Regions from separate parts of the Mus musculus genome. Here region 1 is linked to region 2. Evidence: chromatin contacts called from ENCODE Hi-C or POLR2A ChIA-PET data. All regions are on one chromosome and are shown on one strand. The core of a region is the stretch at or near the end of the contact, and the rest is flanking DNA. Distances in the headings are between cores, read along the strand shown. Region 1 holds the start of Coprs (coordinator of PRMT5, differentiation stimulator). Region 2 holds the start of Cdc16 (CDC16 cell division cycle 16).

Region 1 (3,123 bases), core at 374-2,873, 130 kb after region 2:
TGGAGACGTAGCTCAGTTGGTCAAGTGTCTGCCTAGTGTACACAAAGCTACACACTGATTTTTCCAACACTACATAAAACCAGGCATGGTGGGCCACTCTGTAATCTGAGCATTTAGGAGATAGGTGCAGGAGGATCAGAAGTCCTGGCCACAGAGTGAGCCCAGCTCCTGGGCTACATGAGACCCTGTCTCAAAAATATTACAATAAAGCCAACAATAATAACAAAACCACCTGTTAGACTGCAAGAAGTAACACTTCTTTGACTTAAATTGCAATATTTATTTTATTTGTGTATATTTGTGTGTGTGTGAATATACCAGGAGGATCCCCTGGAGAGGGAGTTGCAGAGGGCTGAGACATCTGTTGTGGGTGCTAAGAGCCAAGCCAAACTCTGTAAGACCACCATGGCTGTCTTTCCAGCCTTCATCCTGCATGTAAATAAACTGTACTTAGCACTCACCCTAATTACCGTTCATTATCTAGTCACCCCTGAGCTTTAATGACTCTATCTCCTGTAGTCCGTGATAACCACAGACCACTGCTGCCCCCTATGGTGCTGGACCTCTTACTTGAACCTCACGCCTATCTCCCTACTCCTGCTCACCCTTCCACTTAAAAGCTTCGCGAGCCCTCCACTGCCATCACAGACCAGCAATGCCATTCATATTGACTCTCACGTTCCTTTCTGTAAGAAGCCTGCTCTCCGACCCAAGCTCCAAGGCCATTTGCCTTGCCCTTTCTCATATCCAGACCTTTGCTGGGCCTACCCTCTCACCCAAGAACATCCTTTCCAGATCCGCCCTAACAACATCACTCTCCTATTTTGCAAAAGTGATTTTCTTTGCAAATCTATTGGTACTTGAATAGCAGCTTCAAGTACCATCACTGAGGCTCTGGTAAGCGTTCTATTCATTCATCCAATTAGGATACACCAGGCATAGGTGCGGCTTCTGGGAAACAGGATGTCTACAGTCAAGAAGCTCGCAGTAGGTGGATGCAATACGGGCAGGTCATGGGGAAAGGCTGTATGGCGCGCACTTAAAAACAAGTTTCTGAAAACCCGTGTCACAAGGGGACCATTCGTTTCATCAAATGGGAAAAAGCACGGGTGACATCTGGCGTCCAAGGTCAGCTACACATCCCCACCAATGGCCAGAGGTCCTCAAGGTGAGAAAAAAAAAATCCGTTTCCTCGCAGCTCCCACCTGACCCAGCCCCCTGCGGCTGGAGCGGGCTCAGGGCAGCCGGCTCCGGGAAGCCAGCTCCGCGTTCCCTGCATTCACTCCCGCAGATGCTCCCCAGCAGCCCCAGTGTCCCTCTCCCTTCAGCGCCAGCCACAGCCTAGGGCTCGGGTCCGCGCGCGTTCCCGCGCCCACTGCCGTTACCGGCCAGGCTCTCTGCGTGCACTCGCGCGGCCCCGGCGTTTCCCGGGTGAGCGGCCTCCCGGCAGCGCGTGAACCCCGCGGTTTCCCGCCTGGGTGGTCGCGGATGCCCGCGTCCCCCACCCCGTCGCGCTCACCTCCGCGCTGGGGGCCTCCTGCGAACTCCGCTCGCCCGGGCCCCGACCGGTGGCTGCCTGAGGGTCCATGCCCGGCCGCCCACAGCCAGGCGCCTGGGACGCTCCGGCACGTGACGGCCGACGGGCTGCGGACAAGCCAATCGGCGTGGGGCGGCGCGGCGACCGAGGGGGCGGGGCGGCGCAGGGGCAGCGCCGGACGGCACGCCCACCTGCGTTGTTGTGCGGGACCGCAGGCTCTACAGCTCTTTCTGACCTCTAGTGCTGGTTTCGAGCCTTAGGCCTGATTGGGCACTGAGCCATCCCAGCCACACGGGGCTTTCCTACTGCATTGTGAAATGACACATAGAGCCCACCCGGGTGTCACACAGTCACAGCCGATGGGCTCCATCACTTTTCTCTCTACCCAATCACAGGGTTTTCCAGATTGCAGGCTGCACCCGCACTACAGCATCCCTTAATGAGGGACTTCAGCAACCTGAAATGATCTGAAATGATAACCCAGCAGCCTGGAGACATGCTGCTTTGATTTAATGATCGTCTTTAAAGTCAATCTGCAAGGAACCAGGATAAAGGAGCAAAACAACGTGCCACCACAAAAACAAGGTGGTGTTAGGAACTTAGAGTCAAAAGCCAGTGCTCCAAGTCAGTAATGTGACTTTGTTGAATAATTCTCCGTTTTCCGTTTCTCTTAGGAGTGTCAGAGGCTACAGCTAAAAAGTTTTGCCCACATGACTACTGGAACAGGAGCTGGACAAAGATGATACCAGTAGACATGCTAATTGGCTCACAAAGCCTCAACCCTACACACAGAACTATAGGCAACTAAGGATTGCTGAGAGTGGGAGAGATAGCCTTCCCCAAGGAAGAGTACCGTTGGTTATCCAGTACCCAGTGGTTGGTTATCCAGTATTCAGTGGTTGGTTATTCAGTACCCAATGGTCTGCCCTGGAAGCCCTACACATGCAAGTAACATTGTATAGACTGAGCAGATTGTATTTAGGTACATTCACATACACACACACACACACACACACACACACACACACACACATGCACACATACACATTCACACATTCACACATACACATTCACAGATACACACATTTGTCACACATATACACATACAAATGAGCGTTCACACACAACACATTCGCGCGCGCACATTCACACACGTTCACACATATATTTCTCACACACACATTCACACATACATTTCTCACACATATACACACACATTCACCCATACACATTCACACACGTTCACACACACACACACAAATAGATTTCACACACGCACACACACAAGCGCGCGTTTGACTAACCTGTTCTCAGGAGATACTTGCTTCCCACTGCATGATTGCTATTCCCACAGCAGCTTGGGGAAAGGAATCAGAAATGTTTACTTACCTTCCAATTTTGTTTTGAACAGGAGTCTTGCTAGACAGCCCAAGTTCAATTAGAAATCGAGATCTTCCTGTCTGTTTCAGCTTTCCAAGTGCAGAGATTACACGTGTGAGCCACCACACTCTGACTGAAAGAGAAATCTGCACCGAATGATAACAAGCTTTAAAAATAGCACGCACTGCCATGACTTAGAAACTACA
Region 2 (2,974 bases), core at 355-2,854:
TGCACAGTTGAGTTACACACAAAACAAACCACATACGAACCTCATAGTGTTTTAAGGAAGTTTATACTATTCCCTTGGGCCACATTTATAGCTCTCCTCTGTCACATGGGACCTACCGCCACAGACTGGAGAACTCTATAAAACATCGCAAAGAACAAGGTGGCTTCCGATGAAGAAAAGCATTTAAAGTATCCTCGTGAGCCAAGCACGTCTCAGAATGAAATATTGTACCTCTCAGCTTGCTTGTAGAAGAGGAGATATATTTGTAATTACACACACAGACAAAGTACAGAAAGGATGCAGAGGAGGATATGCTAGGTAGGATATGTTAGGTAGGATATGCTAGGTAGGATATGTTGTAGTCGCTACATCTGGGAAGACAAAGGAAAAGAGGAACTCCATAGTGTTGTTGTAGGCTTTACAGAGAGATCATGGGAAACTCAAGACAATTCAGGAAAATTCACTGCAGACAGGAGAGGCAGATGGGGCTCCTTAATATTCTGCAAGCATACACTTGTGCTTCGTACTGTCGTAAAGAAACCTGCAATGCATTCTGCAAATAGCTCAACACATACACACTGCTAATCGTTTGTTTGTCCCAAGTGTCTCTCCAGGAACAATGAAGGTCTCGGCAGCCTGGGACGGTGCAAACCCAGCTGCACAGAGCAATAACAGGAAGAAGTGCAGGAGACATACGGAGACACAAACCAGTATAATCTCAGGAGTAAGGCTGACCCTTGACCAGAGGCAGTATTAAACTTTGGAATAATTGCCTTTGTTTGCTCTTTATAAGGTTTTCTTGGCTGGAGATGAGATAAAAAGACGGGGTGTTAGAATGTTAATCCGCTTCTTTCTCAGATAACTAGCTCTCTGAATAACATCTGACTTAAAGATTAAATTCCTGTCTTTGATGTTTACCATCTGTGGTGACAGCACAAATTTCCTTTATAAAACAATTCTATTCGTAAAATGAATGAAAACAGCCGTAAATATGGTCAACTATGCCTTACCACACACCCGCTTCAAGTCAATAAGTACGGTTGGATCACTACCTACAAATGGAGAAGACAGGAAAAGTGTGTGTGTCCTTAAAATATTACCCTGTCATACATATGTGTCATTCACAGAAAAGGATGCAGCCAACTGCTCACAGGGGTGAGAGCAGAACATTTGAGTGGTACCAGTCTCTATACTTTCAAAAGGCTGCACAGTGCACAGAATGGAATTTTAAGAACACAAAATACCCTGTGTGGTGATGGACCTCTTTATTTCCAGCACCCAAGGAGGTGTGTTTGTGTGTGTGTGTGTGTGTGTGTGTGTGTGTGTGTGTGTAGGAGTCTGAAAGTAAGAGGCCAGTCTGGTACCCAGGGACAGCTCTGGACCACCCAGGACTGTAGAGAGAAAAATTCGATCTTAAAAATATCCGGTAGGGAGAAGGGTAGCTATAGAAGCGTCTCTTCCACTCCCGGAAGGCACGGAGTCCCGCTAGATCCCTTTTCCCTCCCGGACAAAGGCGAACAGGTTAGGACTAGGAGCTGGCGCCCAAGATCGCCACGGAACCATTAGAGTGGGCACACACCCGACGGGGGGAACGCTTTTGCACGGGACTTCCGGGGTAGGGCCTGTCGGAGCGGAAGTGCCGTGTGGCGCGCGGGGTCTGGTCCGGGCGGTGGTCGGCGGGCTTGGGTCCCTCGACACCCCGGGGGCGCGCGGAGGCTCGAGAGGGCGTCGGGTGCCTGCCCTGGCCTCGCGGCCATGAACCTGGAGCCGCTGCGCAAACGCGTCCGGCAGTACCTGGACCAGGTGCGCGGCGGGGGGCCGGACGCTGGGCTTCGGGGCGGTGGGGCCCGGCGGGGAGCGCGGCCCCGATGGCTCCGATCCTGCGTGGACTGCGGGAGCAGGGCTGGGCTGGGCTGGGACGGCTGCACTGGGACCTTGGAATCTGGCCGGACCGTAGGACATTTGGGAGGATTTAGTTGTGTTTCTTATTGGACAGAATACTTGGGAAGACAAGCTAGCTGTCTCCAGTTAGGACTGGAAACAATACCCCGTGCTGGATCTTCAGCCTCCGCGCTGCTCTCGAGTGGACAAGCCGGGACTATTCGAGGGAAGGGGTGTCTCTGGGGTCCACGTCATTGTCATGTCATTTGGTTTTTTGCTAAAATGCTTGCTCTCCCGATAAATGGGAAACGGAAGAGATGCTAAGTGAATGAGCCAGAGGTTTGCACTTCGCTGGAAGGCTGCGTGCTAAGGGGCAGTCGGTTTGTGATTATTTTCTTTGGCACTGAGATGTAGAGAGGACAATGTGGGCCTCTTTTTTCACTCTGGGGGCATCTGTTCAGAGCAGATTCTCGGGTCCATAAGACTTTCTCCTGGCTACTCATTGGGCTACCCTGTTCTGACTATATCCTGAGGAACTGAGGCAGAGGCAGTAAGAGCTAGGGATCAGCACTAACCAGGACAGATTCCTGAGTGTCTTTCCGCTGTCAGATTAAGTGTTGTTAGAGTTGACTACAGGGGGCGACATTGCCCATGACCAGTGACTGTTAAGGGTTATGGGTTTAATTGTGAAATATTTGAATCTAGTGCTCTGCTAGATGCTACTTTAGGATTCATTTGAGCTTGTGGGAAGTGTTATTACATAAATGTCAGTATCAGAAGTTCTAGATGACTGCATTTCAATCGCTTATGCACTGTTTTAGATACTAGCTGATACATTTTTGGTAGTGTATGAGTTAAACTGCTATCTTGAATTGTATATATGAAGTTCTTACGGTAATGACGACCTAAAACTCACACTAGCTGAGCTGTAAAATACAGGTGATTGGTGGGCCCCGTGCTACATCTAAGAACGTGTTGTAGTGAGTGGTGGATTTGGTGTGTGGATTTATATTAGTCGACTGTGGGGGCAACAGCAGTCACCCTGTGTTTGCTTTTTGTATGCAGCAACAGTATCAAAGTGCTCTGTTTTGGG

What was found. A loop is a pair of places that touch in the nucleus more often than their neighbours do. ChIA-PET counts read pairs that join two places held with the same protein, here RNA polymerase II (POLR2A).
Region 1: a loop to region 2 is called in a map of heart, with 13 times the contacts of the local background. The contact joins the promoter of Coprs here to the promoter of Cdc16 in region 2. A Hi-C loop is called at or near these places in 1 of 37 maps with a recorded cell type or tissue (heart). POLR2A ChIA-PET finds 5 or more read pairs at or near these places in 1 of 5 experiments (embryonic stem cell).

Annotation. Positions count from the first base shown.
Region 1 is chr8:13,888,648-13,891,770 of GRCm38, forward strand. It overlaps Coprs (coordinator of PRMT5, differentiation stimulator), which reads right to left and starts at 1,624. Exons shown (of 4, transcript NM_025556.3): 1 at 1,520-1,624. The coding sequence starts at 1,588.
Region 2 is chr8:13,756,052-13,759,025 of GRCm38, forward strand. It overlaps Cdc16 (CDC16 cell division cycle 16), which reads left to right and starts at 1,605. Exons shown (of 18, transcript NM_027276.3): 1 at 1,605-1,803; 2 at 2,947-2,974. The coding sequence starts at 1,756. All of the region lies in intron 1 of Gm46032 (a long non-coding RNA gene), which reads right to left.